Linked DNA regions of Homo sapiens: region 2 is linked to region 1. Evidence: chromatin contacts called from ENCODE Hi-C or POLR2A ChIA-PET data. All regions are on one chromosome and are shown on one strand. The core of a region is the stretch at or near the end of the contact, and the rest is flanking DNA. Distances in the headings are between cores, read along the strand shown. Region 1 has its middle 27 kb from the start of SLC60A1. Region 2 overlaps SLC60A1 (solute carrier family 60 member 1).

What was found. A loop is a pair of places that touch in the nucleus more often than their neighbours do. ChIA-PET counts read pairs that join two places held with the same protein, here RNA polymerase II (POLR2A). Pooled maps may share reads with other maps.
Region 2: a loop to region 1 is called in a map of endothelial cell of umbilical vein, with 7 times the contacts of the local background. The contact joins two enhancer-like sites. A Hi-C loop is called at or near these places in 28 of 168 maps with a recorded cell type or tissue (A673, CD4-positive, alpha-beta T cell, HepG2 and 17 more), 2 of 37 single-sample maps with no recorded cell type and 12 of 50 pooled maps. POLR2A ChIA-PET finds 5 or more read pairs at or near these places in 13 of 52 experiments (A673, AG04450, H1 and 9 more).

Annotation. Positions count from the first base shown.
Region 1 is chr1:205,538,380-205,545,874 of GRCh38, reverse strand. No RefSeq gene overlaps it. Among named protein-coding and RNA genes, the nearest start is that of SLC60A1, 27 kb to the left of the region's middle. RefSeq lists silencers at 2,195-2,324, 2,425-2,474 and an enhancer at 2,040-2,334. Within about 2 kb of position 2,039, at least 22 of the 41 ENCODE cell types and tissues checked have a DNase peak (open chromatin) inside an H3K27ac peak, as active enhancers do; they include dorsolateral prefrontal cortex, endothelial cell of umbilical vein, heart right ventricle and 3 more, where a contact is called at or near this core.
Region 2 is chr1:205,597,370-205,605,000 of GRCh38, reverse strand. It overlaps SLC60A1 (solute carrier family 60 member 1), which reads right to left. Exons shown (of 10, transcript NM_181644.5): 8 at 7,151-7,221; 9 at 5,750-5,870; 10 at 2,083-4,595. The coding sequence ends at 4,540. Among named protein-coding and RNA genes, the nearest start is that of ELK4, 31 kb to the left of the region's middle. RefSeq lists an enhancer at 3,837-5,036. Within about 2 kb of position 5,505, at least 18 of the 41 ENCODE cell types and tissues checked have a DNase peak (open chromatin) inside an H3K27ac peak, as active enhancers do; they include dorsolateral prefrontal cortex, endothelial cell of umbilical vein, heart right ventricle and 3 more, where a contact is called at or near this core.

The DNA of each region.
Region 1 (7,495 bases), core at 790-3,289:
CAAAGCTACAGCGTTTCCAGTTTCTTTCCTTCCCAGACTCTCAGGAAACCACTTCTCAAACGTCTACTTGCTACAGAATTGCTTGAGGAGAGTATTTAAAATGCAGATTCCCAGAGTTCATCCTCCAGGGATTCTGACTTTGGAGGTCTGGGGTAGGGCCCAGGACTCTGCATTCTTAGCAGACCCTCAGATAATTCTGAAGCAGGAGGGTCCTGATGCACCCATCTCTGAGAAACCTGCTTTACACCCATCTGAGTGGTATCTGTCCCAACCCCTACTCATGGCAAGGGGCCCATAAACCTCTGAGGGATGACTAAATGTTCCGGTGTGGTTCAGGTTTCTCTCTGGGGGTTGAAAATGTTATAAAGTGCAATGGGAGATTTTCTAGGCAGAAGATGGGTCCTTTGCCTTCTGAGAGATGGGGCTACTTCTCTTGGGTTTCACTCTATAGGTGAAGGCGGAGTGAGGGGAGAGGGCCGCCCCTTGAGGGCTCAGCAGGGCCCTAGCCTGCGCCTGTTTTCAGACCAGGTTGCTGCTCTTTTGGCTGACGTCATAAAACAGAGCCCTGGGTGGGCGTGGTGGCTCACGCCTGTAATCTTAGCACTTTGGAAGCTGAGGCAGCGGGATCACCTGAGGTCAGGAGTTCAAGACCAGCCTGCTCAACATGGTGAAACCCCATCCCTACTAAAAATACAAAAATTAGCCACGTGTCAAGTGAGGAGCACCTCTCTCTGGCCGCCGCCCTGTCTGGGAAGTGAGGAGTGCCTCTTTCTGGCCGCCACCCTGTCTGGGAAGTGAGGAGCACCTCTGCCCGGCCGCCGCCCACCATCTGGGATGTGAGGAGTGCCTCTGCCTGGCCGCTGTGCAACCCTCCAAGTGTGAAGTGACAGCCTTGTGGGTGATACTTCTGCCCTCCCCAAGTTTGCATTTTTGACATTGAAGTTTACTTTTTAATTAAAAGTTTTAAATTGGAGAATAAAAAAAAATTAGCCAGGCGTGGTAGCACACGTCTGTAATCCCAGCTAACTGGGAGGCTGGGGCAGGAGAACTGCTTGAACCTGGGAGGTGGAGGTTGCAATGGGCCAAGATCGTGCCACTGCACTCCAGCCTGGGCGACAGAGCAAGACTCTGTCTCAAGCAATAACAACAACAACAGAGCCCCAAGTCAGTGTTTCTCAACCTTGCCCCAACCGCTTCCGAATCACCTGTTATTTGTCAAAAATGCAGATTCCTGCCCCCAACTCTGATTTGTTGAATTAGGATGAGGAAGAGGGGACAGCGCCCAGAAATCTGCACTCTCGGCTGGCACCCCAGCCATCACTTATGCACCTGAATGCTTGAGAAATTCTGTCGCAGAACATGGACTTTGGAGTGTCACAGACCTGGGTTCCAGTCCCAGCTCTGCCACAAAGTAGCTGCGTGGTCTGGAGCAATCTCAGTCTCTGTGAAACTCAGTTTCCTCATCTAAAGAAATAGGTTACTACACAAGCTTATTGGTCTTGCTGTGAGTTGATTCTCACAAGACCAATCAAACAATGAAGAAATGTACGCAAAGCACTGGGCACCTCGGAGAGATGGCACCCCCAGCCTAGTGGTAAAGAGAGGGATGCATAGAGGAATGCTTTCTCTGGGAGGAAAGAGCTGGGAGCACTGAGCATTACTCACCCACTGGCAAACACTGACCCACTTCAAAACAATTCTGACTTTCCATTTCCTCTGGGGGGAGCTCAGTGAAGCTTTCAAAGGTGACTAGGTCCTTTCCCATACTCAGGTGTGAGCCATCCCAAGTCCCAAGTTGGGGTCAGGTGTTGTAAACAAAAAATAATACAATTTTGACTCCTTCCACACCTCCAGCTGAGCCCTCCATCCACGGCCCCACCTGCCATTTCCCCTCCACGTGACATTCCTAGATCCCTCACTGGGTGGCAGGCCCAGTCTGAAAGGCCCTCTTGGCAAACCACGGGTCTGCCAAGGTCCCTGGGACCTGTAGCCTCAAAGCCAGGAGTTTCCAAATCCTTCCTTCTCTTTGGCTCTCCCAGTCTGGCCATGCAAAGAAACGCCAGAGCTTTTAAAAAGTTTCGGCCATTCATAATGGATTAGTCCACTCCGGAAACATTCCCCAGCTCTGCTGAGAGCCTGCCAGGCGACTTGGTGACGTGCTGCTCTCAGCGCACACAATGGGCATGGGAGAACAATGACGAGGAGAAAAACATCCCGCCCGCGTGTCCATGGGCTCACATCCTCCTAGGACCCCGCCCCCGCATGCGCTCCCAGAGCTGGGGGAGTGGGGCGGGGGGACGGGGAGGGAGGGATAGAGAGAGGTGCTAGAGGACAACTGCGAGAGCAAGTGAGGGAGGGGAAGAGGAGGAGCTCACCCAAATTTCCCCGGTTTGGCTGCATTCTGAACCAGTTGGGTGAGTCAGATTAGAAGCCAAATCTGCTTATTCTGGCTCTCCTGCTAGCCCCGCGGCCACTGCTCACGGCCCGATGCTGAAACGGATTAAAACCTGAGCTGGCAAACAAAACAGTTCAGAGTTACTGACCTACGGTGCACAGCGTTGGGGCAGGGGTGTGCCTGGTAGGAGGCCAAGTGTTGCCACTTAACCTCCCATGTGCAAGGAGTTCAAAATCCCAAAGCCTCAGTTTCCCCATCCACTGAAATGGGGAAATCGTGCATGCTCTGTTTCCCTCACAGAAGGTGAGGCAACAAGGGCTACTGGGCGTGAAAGCATTTTCATAATTATTAAAAACATTAGCCAGGCGCGGTGGCTCACGCCTGTAATCCCAGCATTTTGGGAGGTTGAGGCAGGTGGATTACTTGAGGTCAGGAGTTCGAGACCAGGCTGACCAACATGGTGAAACCCCGTTTCTACTAAAAATGCAAAATTAGTCAGGCATGGTGACATGCACCTGTAATCCCAGCTACTTGGGAGGCTGAGGCAGGAGAATTGCTTGAACCTGGGAGGCGGAGGTTACAGTGAGCCGAGATTGTGCCATTGCATTCCAGCCTAGGCAACAAGAGTGAAACTCCATCTCAAAAAATAAATAAAAACAAACAAACAAAAACCCAAATAATTATTTAAAAAAATACTTGGTCACCAGGTGGTGTCATTCCTCTGACAAAGCCACTGGGGGAGGTCACAGCCAGGAATTAGAAGGCATGGCGCTTTTCATCCCAGGCAGCTTACAACTTAAACCCAAGAAAGAGACTTAGACACTGAAAACCTAGATACAAGAGTGTAGACTAAGCTGGGTGCGGTGGCTCATGCCTGTAATCCTTTCACTTTGGGAAAGGAGGATGTGAGCCCATGGACGCGCGGGCGGGATGTTTTTCTCCTCGTCATTGTTCTCCCATGCCCATTGTGTGCGCTGAGAGCAGCATGCCAAGGTGGGCGGATTGCCTGAGCTAAGGAGTTCAAGACCAGCCTGGGCAACATGATGAAAGCCCGTCTCTACTAAAATACAAAAAATTAGCCGAGCATGGTGGCATGTGCCTGTAAGTCCCAGCTACTTGGGAGGCTGAGGCAGAAGAATTGCTTCAATCCAGGAGGTGCAGGTTGCAGTGAGCCAAGATAACGCCACCGCACTCCAGCCTGGGTGACAGAGCGAGACTCCGTCTCCAAAAAAATAAAAAGTGTAGACTATAGACAACTAGAATTTCTAGACTGTCTGGCTTGGGGTAGGTCTGGTTGGGGATTGGGAGAATGCTTGGGGGATTTACTGAGAAGTGGTCACTGTTTCTATGCTAAGCTCTGTTTTTCACTTAGGTTATAGGTATTTGGGTGGCCTTTCAGGCAATGGAGGTTATGAGGGAGCTAAGGCCCCTGTGGACCCCTTGGCACCAGCACTGGCATAGGCCCACTTGCTACCACCAGAACTGAGCACATATGGGAGCATTCACGGGGCTGATTAAGGAAGGCTTCCTGGAGGAAGGGAGTTTGAGGCATGTTTGAAAGAAGAAGAGGGGGGATTATAAAACACGAAAGTGACAGCAGACAGGTTTATGTAACATCCAGGAGCAAGAATGAGACTCTGAGGGCATCCAGGACCCACCTTCATTGTAGGGACAAAAGCACCAAGGTCTCAGCCAGGTGAGGGAGTTTGCCCAAGGCACAGTGACTGAACTGGAACTGGTGCTGCAGGGAGCTGGAAGGAAGGAAGGAAGTCCAAACAGAGGGAACGTGGACAGACTCAGGCACAAGGGCTTAAGGTAGGAGGTGCCCTTGGGGAAAATGGGTCCTTGGTCTAGTAGCAAGATTGCAGAGTATGCAAAGAAGTCGGAGCCAGGGTACAAGGGGCTTAGGCACCTTGCTAGCGAGGAGGCTCAACCCTTAGTGGTGACAGTGGGACAGTCAGTGGAATGTCCTGAAGCCTCTCTGGAGGCCCTCTGCAGCCCAGGAACACCTAGGAGTGGAGGTTGGGGAGTAGAGTTTGGAAACACCTTAGAAACAAGATTGGCTGTACCCCGTGACTGTAAATGGGGACTCGAGTCTAAAGTCTAAGCTCAAGGCAGCAGGGGTAGCCCGAGGTGCCTGCTGCTGCATGGAAGGGAAGGGAGAGAGCTGGCCAGGCAAGAGTGGGTTCCAGCAAGTTCCTAATGTAGCAGACATTTCATGTTTGTATTCACTCATATTTTCATTCACAGCTATGAGCCTAGCAGTGAGGCCCAACTCAGTTTACAAGGCTTGCAAACCAGGTAGGTACTGCAGGGGCTGAGGAAGGGGAGTGGAGGGAGGTGGAAGGAGCAAGTCATCTGGGCAGCTGTTTACAATCTCTGGGATAATCCCTACCACATTTCTGCAACCGATATCTCTCTCCTTTACCAGGCTGTGAATTCCTTGAGGATAGAACACTGTTTATTTATTTCTGAATCTCTAGTGTTTCACAGAGTGGTCTAAGCCAAGGAGACTTTTTTTTTTTTTTTTGAGACAAGGTCTTGCCCTGTCGCCCAGGCTCCAGTGCAGTGGTGCAATTAGAGCTAACTGCAGCCCAAACTCCTAGGCTCAAGCGCTCTTCCTGCCTCAGCTTCCAGAGTAGCTGGGACTACAGGCATGCACCCCCATGCCTGGCTACTTTTTAAATATTTGTAGAAACAAGGTCTTGCTATATTGCCCAGCCTGGTCTCGAACTCCTTGCCTCAAGTAATCCTCCCGCTTTAGCCTCCTGAAGCACTGGGATTACAGGTGTGAGTACCGGACCTGGACCCAGGGAGTTTTTTTTTCTTTGTTTTTTGAGACACTCTCACTCTGTTGCCCAGGCTAGAGGGCAGTGGCACCATCTCAGCTCACTGCAACCTCCGCTTCCCGGGTTCAAGCAATTCTTGTGCCTCAGCCTCCTGAGTAGCTGGGATTACAGGTGCATGCCACCATGCCCGGCTAATTTTTGTATTTTTAATAGAAACGGGATTTTACCATGTTGGCCAGACTGGTCTTGAACTCCTGACCTCAGGTGATCCACCTGCCTCGGCCTCTCAAAGTGCTGGGATTACAGGCGTGAGCCACCGTGCCTGGCCCCCAAAAGATTTGTCTCTTAACTTTTAAAAAGTTTTAAAATTTAGGTAATGTTTGTTAAGTTCATAGCCTTTTGCCTAACATCGGTATCTGTTAGAGTAAGGGACACCAGAATTCCCAAACTCTAATGGCATTTTGGGAGGACAGGTAGTTCTCCATAGACAGAAAGGGTTTTATTCACTTGTGTGCCCCACGGAACCATTCCTCCTTTTAGTAAGAAGCCTTTGCCTCCTGGTCACAGCCCTCACAGTGAAACAGAGAAGGTGGGTGATGCCTGCTTCTACCCTCAGGGAAAGATGACATAACAACAGCTTACACTGTGTAATGCTTTCTACATGACCAGTAAATTCTGCGTGCTCTTCTTCTTCTTATTCTTCCTCTTCCTCTTCCTCTTCCTCCTCCTCCTCCTCCTTCTCCTCCTTCTTCTTCTTCTTCTTTTTTTTTTTTGAGACGGAGTCTTGCTCTGTTGCCTAAGCTGGGGTGCCGTGGCGCAATCTTGGCTCACCACAACCTCCGCCTCCCAGTTCAAGCGATTCTCCTGCCTCAGCCTCCTGGGTAGCTGGGATTACAGGTGTGCATCACCATGCCTGGCTAATTTTTGTATTTTTAGTAGAGACGGGGTTTCTCTATGTTGGTTGGCCAGGCTGGTCTCGAATTCCTGACCTTGTGATCTGCTCGCCTCGGCCTCCCAAAGTGCTGGGATTACAGGTGTGAGCCACCGTGCCTGGGCTCTGCGTGCTTTTCATGTACTAATTCATTTAATCCACACTCATCCTATGATCACCCCATTTTGTAGGTGGGGAAACTGAGGCAGAGAGAAGCCATGCGATGTGGCTAAGTTCATACAACTAGGATGTGGTGGTGCCAGGACTTAGGCTGAGGCAGCCTGGCACAGCACTGCCTCTATTGCTTATAAATCTCAACCTCGCCCCACCCCCACTCATCTTCTACAGAGAAGCCAGGCAGTAAATTCCATTACCAAGTGGAACACTGGCTGGAGGTGTGGAATCACAGGTGGCTGAAGGTACCCACTCAAGGCATCTGCCCAAGGCAGGAAACAGTACTGAGCCCTAACCTCTGGCCCCATCTCCTGTTCCCTGAGGTGGCCCTCCTACTCTCATCAACTCGAGCTTTAAGAATCTCAGATTGTGGGCTGGGCATGGTGGCTCATGACTGTAATCCCAGCACTTTGGGAGGCCGAGGCAGGTGGATCACTTGAGGCCAGGAGTTCAAGACCAATCTGGTCAACAGGGCGAAACCCCATCTCCACTAAAAATACAAAAATTAACTGGGCATGGTGGCACATGCCTGTAATCCCAGCTACTTGGGAGGCTGAAGCATGAGAATCGCTTGAACCCAGAAGGCAGAGGTTGTAGTGAGCCAAGATCATGCCACTGCACTCCAGCCTAGGCAACAGAGTGAGACTGTCTCAAAAAAAAGAAAAAAAAGTCCCAGATTAGTTCATTCCCACACCCCAGAATCAGTCTCAGGTCCTGAAAAGCCAAGTCTGGCCTCAAAGCCAGTGACAGGCCTGAGAGGATACCCCTGGCATCCTGGAATCCAAGGAGAAGGGTGTTTGCAAGCCCAGGATCATGCTTTGCCACATTCCTCTGGCTTCTCTGAGGAAGGTATCTCATCTGCCAGTTACACCTTGCTACTCCGCACAGCAAAAAAGAAAGATCCAAGGAATAGGGTCAGGCCAGGTGCAGATCTGGCTGCTGGCTCCTCAGGAACCTGGCAAGACATACCAGAGGCAGTGATGCCCCTGGAATTCCCAAGTGGTTTCCCAGTCTGGGGGACAAAGCACTTACTACCTCAAGAGGCAGCGGATCCACTTTGAGTGACGCCTGACCCAGTGCCTTTTATCATAAATTCTCTTTCCATGTTTACTTCCCCAGCTACGTTTAAAGCTTCCGTGGAGAAAAAACTCTGGGCTGAGGTCATTTTAAAAGTCTTGCAAAATCTTTTAAGTAGGATGTTCTTAA
Region 2 (7,631 bases), core at 4,256-6,755, 56 kb before region 1:
TGATCATGTCCAAAATAGAACTCAGAATGTCTCCCCATGGCCTTCCAGAGTTAAATGGCTTCATCATGTACCCAGTTACTTAGGTCAGATTCCTTCAGGTCATCGTTGATTCTTTTTTGTTTGTTTTTTTGAGACGGAGTTTCACTCTTGTCACCCAGGCTGGTGTGCAGTGGCGTGATCTCACTTCACTGCAACCTCTGCCTCCCAGGTTCAACCGATTCTCCTGCCTCAGCCTCCCGAGTAGTTGGGATTACAGGCACCTGCCACCACACCCAGCTAATTTTTGTATTTTTAGTAGAGACAGGGTTTTGCCATGTTAGCCAGTCTGGTCTCGAACTCCTGACCTCAGGTGATCCATCTGCCTTGGCCTCCCAAAGTGCTGGGATTACAGGCGTGAGCCACCGTTCCCGGCCCATCCTTGATTCTTATCTTTCTCACACTACACCCAATCCATCAGCAAATTGTCAGTTTCACCTTCAAAATATTGCTTGAATCCAATCACTTTCACCACTTCCGTTGCTATCTACATTTCCAAGCCACCATTATTTCTTCAGTCTATTGCAGTGGTACCCAGGTGGTCTTCCCAATTCCATGCTTGCCCCATAGTCTCTTTTCCATAGTAACCAGTGATACTTTAGATATGTAAATCAGATCGTGTCGCTTGCCTGCTCACAACTCTTCCAGTCATCTTACATCACTCCAAAAAACCTCTACACATACCATGGCTTGTATGATCTGGCCTCTAGCAACCACTCCCACTTGTTCCGTTTGACTCTTCCTCACTGCAGTTGAGCCACACCAGCCTACTTGCTGTTCCTCCAATACCATAAGCATATTCCAGCCTAAGGCTCTTGTACTTGCTGTGCCCCCTGCCTGATGGGATGTTTTCACGTACTTGGATAGCTTGGTCCCACGTATCATTTAGTTTTCTACACAAATAGGACCTCCTTAGAAACGCCTTCCAGAGCATCTTTTTTTTTTTTTTTTTTTTTTTTGAGACAGAGCCTCACCCTGTCACCCAGGCTGGAGTGCAGTGGCACAATCTCAGCTTACTGTAACCTCCACCTCCCAGGTTCAAGCAATTCTCCCACCTCAGCCTCCCCAGTAGCTGGGATTACAGATTACAGGTGTGCACCACCAGGCCCAGCTAAATTTTGTATTTTTAGTAGAGACAGGATTTTGCCATGTTGGCCAGGCTGGTCTTGAACTCCTGATCTCAGGTGATCCGCCTGCCTCAGCCTCCCAAAGTGTTGGGATTACAGGTGTGAGCCACTGTGCCTGGCCCTAGAGCATCTCTTGACATTCCCTATTCCCATTCCATACTCCCTGTATGTTTCTTTATGGTGCTACATTACCCCTCACCCTGTGGCATTCCCATATCCTATTCCATATTCCCTGTATGTATGTTTCTCTATGGTGCTACATTACCCCTCACCCTGTGGCATGTTACGTGTAGTATTTGTTTGCTGTCTGTATGTCTTCACCTGCGGTATAATCCTTGTGAGGCAGGGACTTCTGTCTCAGTCACCACTGTATGTCTGTACCTAGATTAGTGCCTTGAACATAGCAGGTGCTTAACAAATCCTTTTTGACTGAATAAACGAAATTCACTCTAAAAGAACTCTATGTCACTGTGTCTTCTTTTAGTGAATCCGATGTGCCTGATGGGTTAGATTTCCATATACAAGTAGCAGAGGAAAATCTGGGAACAGGGTGATTCCACAGGATTCTGAAATGTCCAAATTCCTGAAAGGAAGATGAGGAAGAAAGTCCTACTTGTGTAACTGAGAAGCGTGTGGTGTAAGAATCGACCTGCCTTTTCCTTATTCCTTATTCTGATTTTATGTAATAGGGAATAGTGGCACTTAGCCCTGCTATGAGAGGTTATTTATTTATTTATTTATTTATCTTTTTTTAAAAAAATTCAGAGTTTCCCTTGTGAGACAGTTTTCTTTCTTCTAAAATATAAGCCACATTAACTTATTAGTATGAGAGAGACCTGCCTCTGGGGAACATCAGACCATTTGTTTCTGAGTGTATGCAAGAGGATCAATTGTTCTTCATAATGGATAACACACTTAATAAGTTTAAATATTTTATTTTAGGAAAGGTACTCTTAGATTTGTGTTAATGTTGTTTTCTGTATTAACAAATTAGTCACAATCAACTTCGATATAGCCATTGATTCTTCTTTCTAAATCTGTATAAAAAGGATATTTTCTTGAAAAACCACAAGAAAAATACAACTGCTTTTTCATTGCCCAGGTCAGTTACTCGCTACAGTCAGACTGCATTTAAATTAGACTGGCATCTAATACTTTTGAGTATTTACAAATATAATTAAAACTATACTCCTAGACCACCAGCTTTCAAAAAAGTTGGATCTGCTTGACTTGCAATAAATATGTACCAAACATGAATAATTTCTAAGCCGCTTATGAGGAGGTTTTAAAAATTACTAACATTTATTAAGCAGTTTGTGTGTCAGGCATATTGTGAGTGCTTTGCTTTATACAAATTCACTTACTTTTTTCAGAATTCCTTTGAGGTAGGGTAGGTACTTTTAGAAATGCCATTTTACATGTGAAAAGTGAGGTTGGAAGAGCCTCAGTAACCTGCCCAGGGCCACACAGCTAGAAGGTGAGCCAGCACTTGAGCCACGTTTCTCTTTCCAGCCAGATTCTCAGCACTCAGCTGTGCTGCTGGTGGTCACAGCTGGCTGACTGGACCAGGAAGAACCTTTTAGTGTCAGGCGTGTGAATCACAGCACTTGGGACAGGTTACCAAGAACCATGATCACTTAATTTTTATATTTATACATGTACATTTGTATATACATAGAGAAAGTGCAGGCAAAACCATTATACAGTTACTCTAATAGCCATTTGCTACTGCCAGCAGTCTCAGGACTGATCCCTGTCTAAGCTGGCAAGTTTACATTCTCCTTGTATCACTACAGGATTTGCTCTGGACAGGAGCTGTAACTCCTCAACAAATCCTGCTTTCAGTCTACTACTGCACAGCTTGAATTGTTCAGTAGGCCCAGCTTTTTGTGAAAGAAAAGGCCTTGCCATGGTATAAAGAGTTTTTTTCCCTCTATAAAAGATGTAAAATTTTTGGCTGGGTGCAGTGGCTCACGCCTGTAATCCCAGCACTTTGGGAGGCCGAGACGGGCAGATCATGAGGTCAGGAGATCAAGACCATCCTGGCTAACACGGTGAAATCCCGTCTCTACTAAAAATACAAAAAATTAGCTGTGCGTGATGGCATGCGCCTGTAGTCACAGCTACTTGGGAGGCTGAGGCAGGAGAATCGCTTGAAACTGGGAGGCGGAGGTTGCAGTGAGCCGAGATGACGCCACTGCATTCCAGCCTGGCAACAGAGTGAGACTCTGTCTCAAAAACAAAAACAAAAACAAAAAAAGATGTAAAATTTTCATTAGGTATTTTCAGAAAGTCTTAGTGCTGTTTCTATACCTTTTATATGCTAGTCAATGTCAGTAGAAAAAAATGGAACATCCATTTCATTCTCCTGGGCGATTTCTGGACCAGTTAGCCTTGATTACTAGCAGTGGTATGCTGGTAAATGTTTAACCACTGGCTCTCCGGGATCTGTAGCTTTTGCCAGTGTCCATGGTAATACTCCCACCAGGCTGATTTCAAGCTACCAACATGCTATCACGAAGAGTGGAGTTGAGACAAGGTGCACAGTAGCACACCATCATATATAGTAATTCCACCACACAGGTACCATGGACGTAAATTACCTCAAGAGCATCAAGATCAAATTAGGAAGTGATATGCTTTGAATATTTATTACCTTTGTTTTAAATGTAATTGATTTAATTATAAGTTTGTATGATTTGATTTTTAATAATGGCTGCATTTAATAACCAGCTGTCAAAATGAAAATTTTACAATCAGCTTTTCTAAGTTGGTATGAGCCAGCTTAGCATACCACTACATTAGTATACCAAAGAGAGCAAGATTCAACTTTTCCTTTTGGTGTTTGAGAATATAGATAAGCTATTGATGTCTGCAGCAGGAATTTAAGAGACTTTGGACTATTAAGTGAAAAGCACGAAAATCCTTTGAGCATGCCAGGGAATAACTTGCAGCTTGTTTTGCTTAAATTGAAATATATCTACATATAGCAATGATCATGGAGCTTTACAATTTCAACCTATTTTTACAAACTTCAATGAAGAATGATCTCAAACCCAGAGTATGGTCCATGCATGAGGTGACAAATGGAGTGAAGCGCGCGGCTGTCTCCTTCCTTCCCATCTGGGTATCTGGACAGCTCTTACCAACAGTCTGAACCAGGGAAGAAGATAACTTGAGAAGCCAGGTAAACTTCTAATGATTTTGACCAGGTACCAGGACTCAATTTAATTTCCTCTACCCAACCAAGTTTTAGTGGAGAAGACTTGAATAGCCATTGAGAGAGCGCCTCCACCACCACCCAGCTTTCTGAAACAGTATGGTCGTGCTGGTGATCAAGAGGCTGAAAGTCTTCTCTTGCCTTCTTCACCCAGTTTTACCTCTGGTAGCACTCAGAGTTTTCCATTCCAATTGATCTGTCTTGGGTAGGAACTACAAAAGAAAAACAAAACAGGTAGCATGTTTCAGCAGCTCTGATGAGTTGCAGTGATGATTCATTCTGAGAGCTTACCCAGGCTGTTTGTTTCTCTGCCATTCTGTGGCTCTAGAGGGAGCAAAGTGAAAAGTCAGACCCCCTAGTTCTGGCGAACAGTTGGTGGAGGCAGTTTCCTGAGACTGCTGTCTAGGGCTTGGGGAATGTGTCTGTCTCCCATGAATAAGGAGCCCATTAAGTGTTATTCATTTAATGTTCAGCAAATATTAATTGAATGTAGGTCTTAAATGAAACTCCTGTGTGTGTGCAACCAGTACTGCTGTCTCAGAAGTGAGGCTATAGTTAGTGCTGTTTTGGGGGCCACCTTTCCTTCTGGGCCTTTGTACTGAGCGTTTAGAGCGTAGATATGTTCACCCACTGAGAGCGGATGGTGAATGCCTGTTCCTTTAGTCTTTTTGTGATGATTTTGCTTTTTATAGGGAGGACAGAGTCTCCGCCTGGGCACCTTCTCTTAAGAACTGGCTTTGCACACAGCCGATGCAGTCCCTGGGCACTTTGAAAGCAGTGGGCAAAAGGGCAGGTAAGGGCTCAGGGTTATGAAAATTGCTTTGGGACTCCCCCTGCCTGGGGTCTCTAGAAGGGAGACTATTCTTAGGAGGTGTCTGTGCCCTGAAGGAGACTTTCTTTGCTACTTGGCCTGAAGGACTTCTTTTTGAAAAAAAGATTTGGACTAGAATCAAAATCCTGAACTGCAAAGAGATGGCCAATTAGGCCGTTGGGCTGAGTTCCAGCCAAGGAGTCGGGCTCTGCCTTTCAGTTCCCTGAACAGGCTGGAAAGAGATTCTTGGCTCATGGTCCCATGACATGGTGGGATGCAGGAAGCCAAGTTCACAATCCATACCCCTCTGCTAATGGAGAAACCATGAGTCAGCCGACCCAGCTCTCGCCTATCTTAAGAGTCCAGCGCAGACAATCGTATGGAAAGCAGGAAGAGAGGAAAAGGAAGCTGTAGAAAAATAAACATTTCCTTGCATTTTACTTGGAACAGAGCAGCGTTTCTGGCACGTTAAGATCCATAGCATCTCCTGCTCCCCCGCTCCCCGACCCCGGCTCTGTTTTCCTCCTCTTGTGTAGAAACAGATACTTTCCTTACCTGATGGGAGTCCAGGGTGCATCCTGTGGAAAAACAGGAGCAAGATATAGAAGGTAAAAGCCAGACAACCAAAGATCACGCCACAGACCAGGAAACTATAGCTGCCCTGAGCCTGGAATATCTGCCAAAGGGGAAAACACAGAGAGACAGACAATTAAAACTTCACGTGGAAGGTGTATCGGAGGAAGCAGCCTTCTCCATCCTTGGCTGGTTTTTCAGCTAAGTTGAGGCCCGTCACACCAAGAGATGGAATCACGGGGAGGAGGGAGGCCTTGGCCTTGTTTCAAGTTGATGTGTCTGGAGAAGGCCGAAGTCCTGCTCTAAGGCAGGGACTGGACCTGGTGACCCCCTGCAGTCCCTTGCAGCTCTGTGTTCTGGAACCTTCTGACGATCTCTATCATCACTGAAGCTCCAGTCATACTAGGTGTTTCTATACCCATAAGCCCTAACCAGAACTTTGCAGAGGATATATTGTTTTACTCTTTTATTATGAGAATTTAAAACATGTTAAAGTAGTATATGGAGCTCCAATGAACCCAACACTCAACTTTAGCAGTCAGCACCGGTTTCATTGGTGGCCTTGCACTTCTTTTCTGCACTAGGTTACACTAAAGCAAGTCCCAGATGTCACATCATTTCAATGAGGAGGGTATGGTGAGATGCAGCTCTTCCCCTCCCTCCAGCAGGGCAAAAGAGGAGGAAAGGAGAATGGAGTCACAATGAGGGAGATTTTGGAGGCCGGAAGATCTAGATGTGAGGTCCTCTCTGTCAGTTTCTGGAAGTGTGACTGACCTAGGGTAAGTTGCTAAATTCATCTGAGTTTCCGTGTCCTCTGTTGTAAAAAGGGGAATAATATCTACATTATAGTATTCAATAAAAAGTAGATGTTAGGTTGTTTTTTTTTTTTTCCTGGTGAATAAATGAAACATGGGTGGATTTGAATAGAACTGGAAGAGTTGGCCCTCTCGGTCAGGGCAGGAGTTGAGCAGGAAGCTGGGCCCTCTGCAGGGTGGCCAGAGGCTGTGAGAGGTGGGGTAGGGAGTGGTGGGTTCCGAAGGGATGGAAAAAGAACTCTGACTGCAGTTCCAACCCATCTCAGGCTCTGAGAGCTAAACAGCATTCCCACGGGCCCCCTCTGGCCCTGCTCCCAGACATGGCTTGTGTTTGCTTTGGACTTTTCCATGCATCCGTTTACATCTCCAGATCCCACATATGGAGGCTCAGCTCTCAGGGCTGGCTTGGAAACGGAAACAGGTAACAACGGCACAGGGGGCCCTGCTGGCTTTGCTGGAGACTCAGGAAAGGGACAGTTTGAGTTCAGAAGGTGGCTATCTGCATCTTCTCACCTGTCAGAGGAGTGCTCCCCAAATGCTCCCCTCTCCCTTACAGGTCCCCACATACCGAACCAACCAGCATCTGCAGCACCATCTCGCCAACTCCTGCCCCTGTCACCAGCACTGTGGTTGCACAGCCTAACAAAAAGAGAAGGTTTGGTTTGGTAAAAGCAAGTTAAGGAGACAGAAGCCAGCATTACAATCCAGGTTGCTGGCCAGGCACAGTGGCATATGCATTTCGGAAGGCACATCCCAGTACTTTAGGAGTCAGAAGTGGGAGGATCTCTTGAGGCCAGGAGTTCAAGACCAGTCTGGGCAATATCACAAGACTTGGTCTCTACAAAAAGTAAAATTTAAAAAAATTAACTGGGCATGGTGGTGTGCACCTGTAGTCCCAGCTACTTGGGAGGCTAAGGTAGGAGGGTCCCTCGAGCCCATGAATTGGAGGCTGCAGTGAGCCATGATCGCACCACTGCACTCCAGCCTGGGTGACAGAGTGAGACCCTGTCAAAAAACGAAAAAAAAAAAAAAAAAAAAAAAAAAACAAC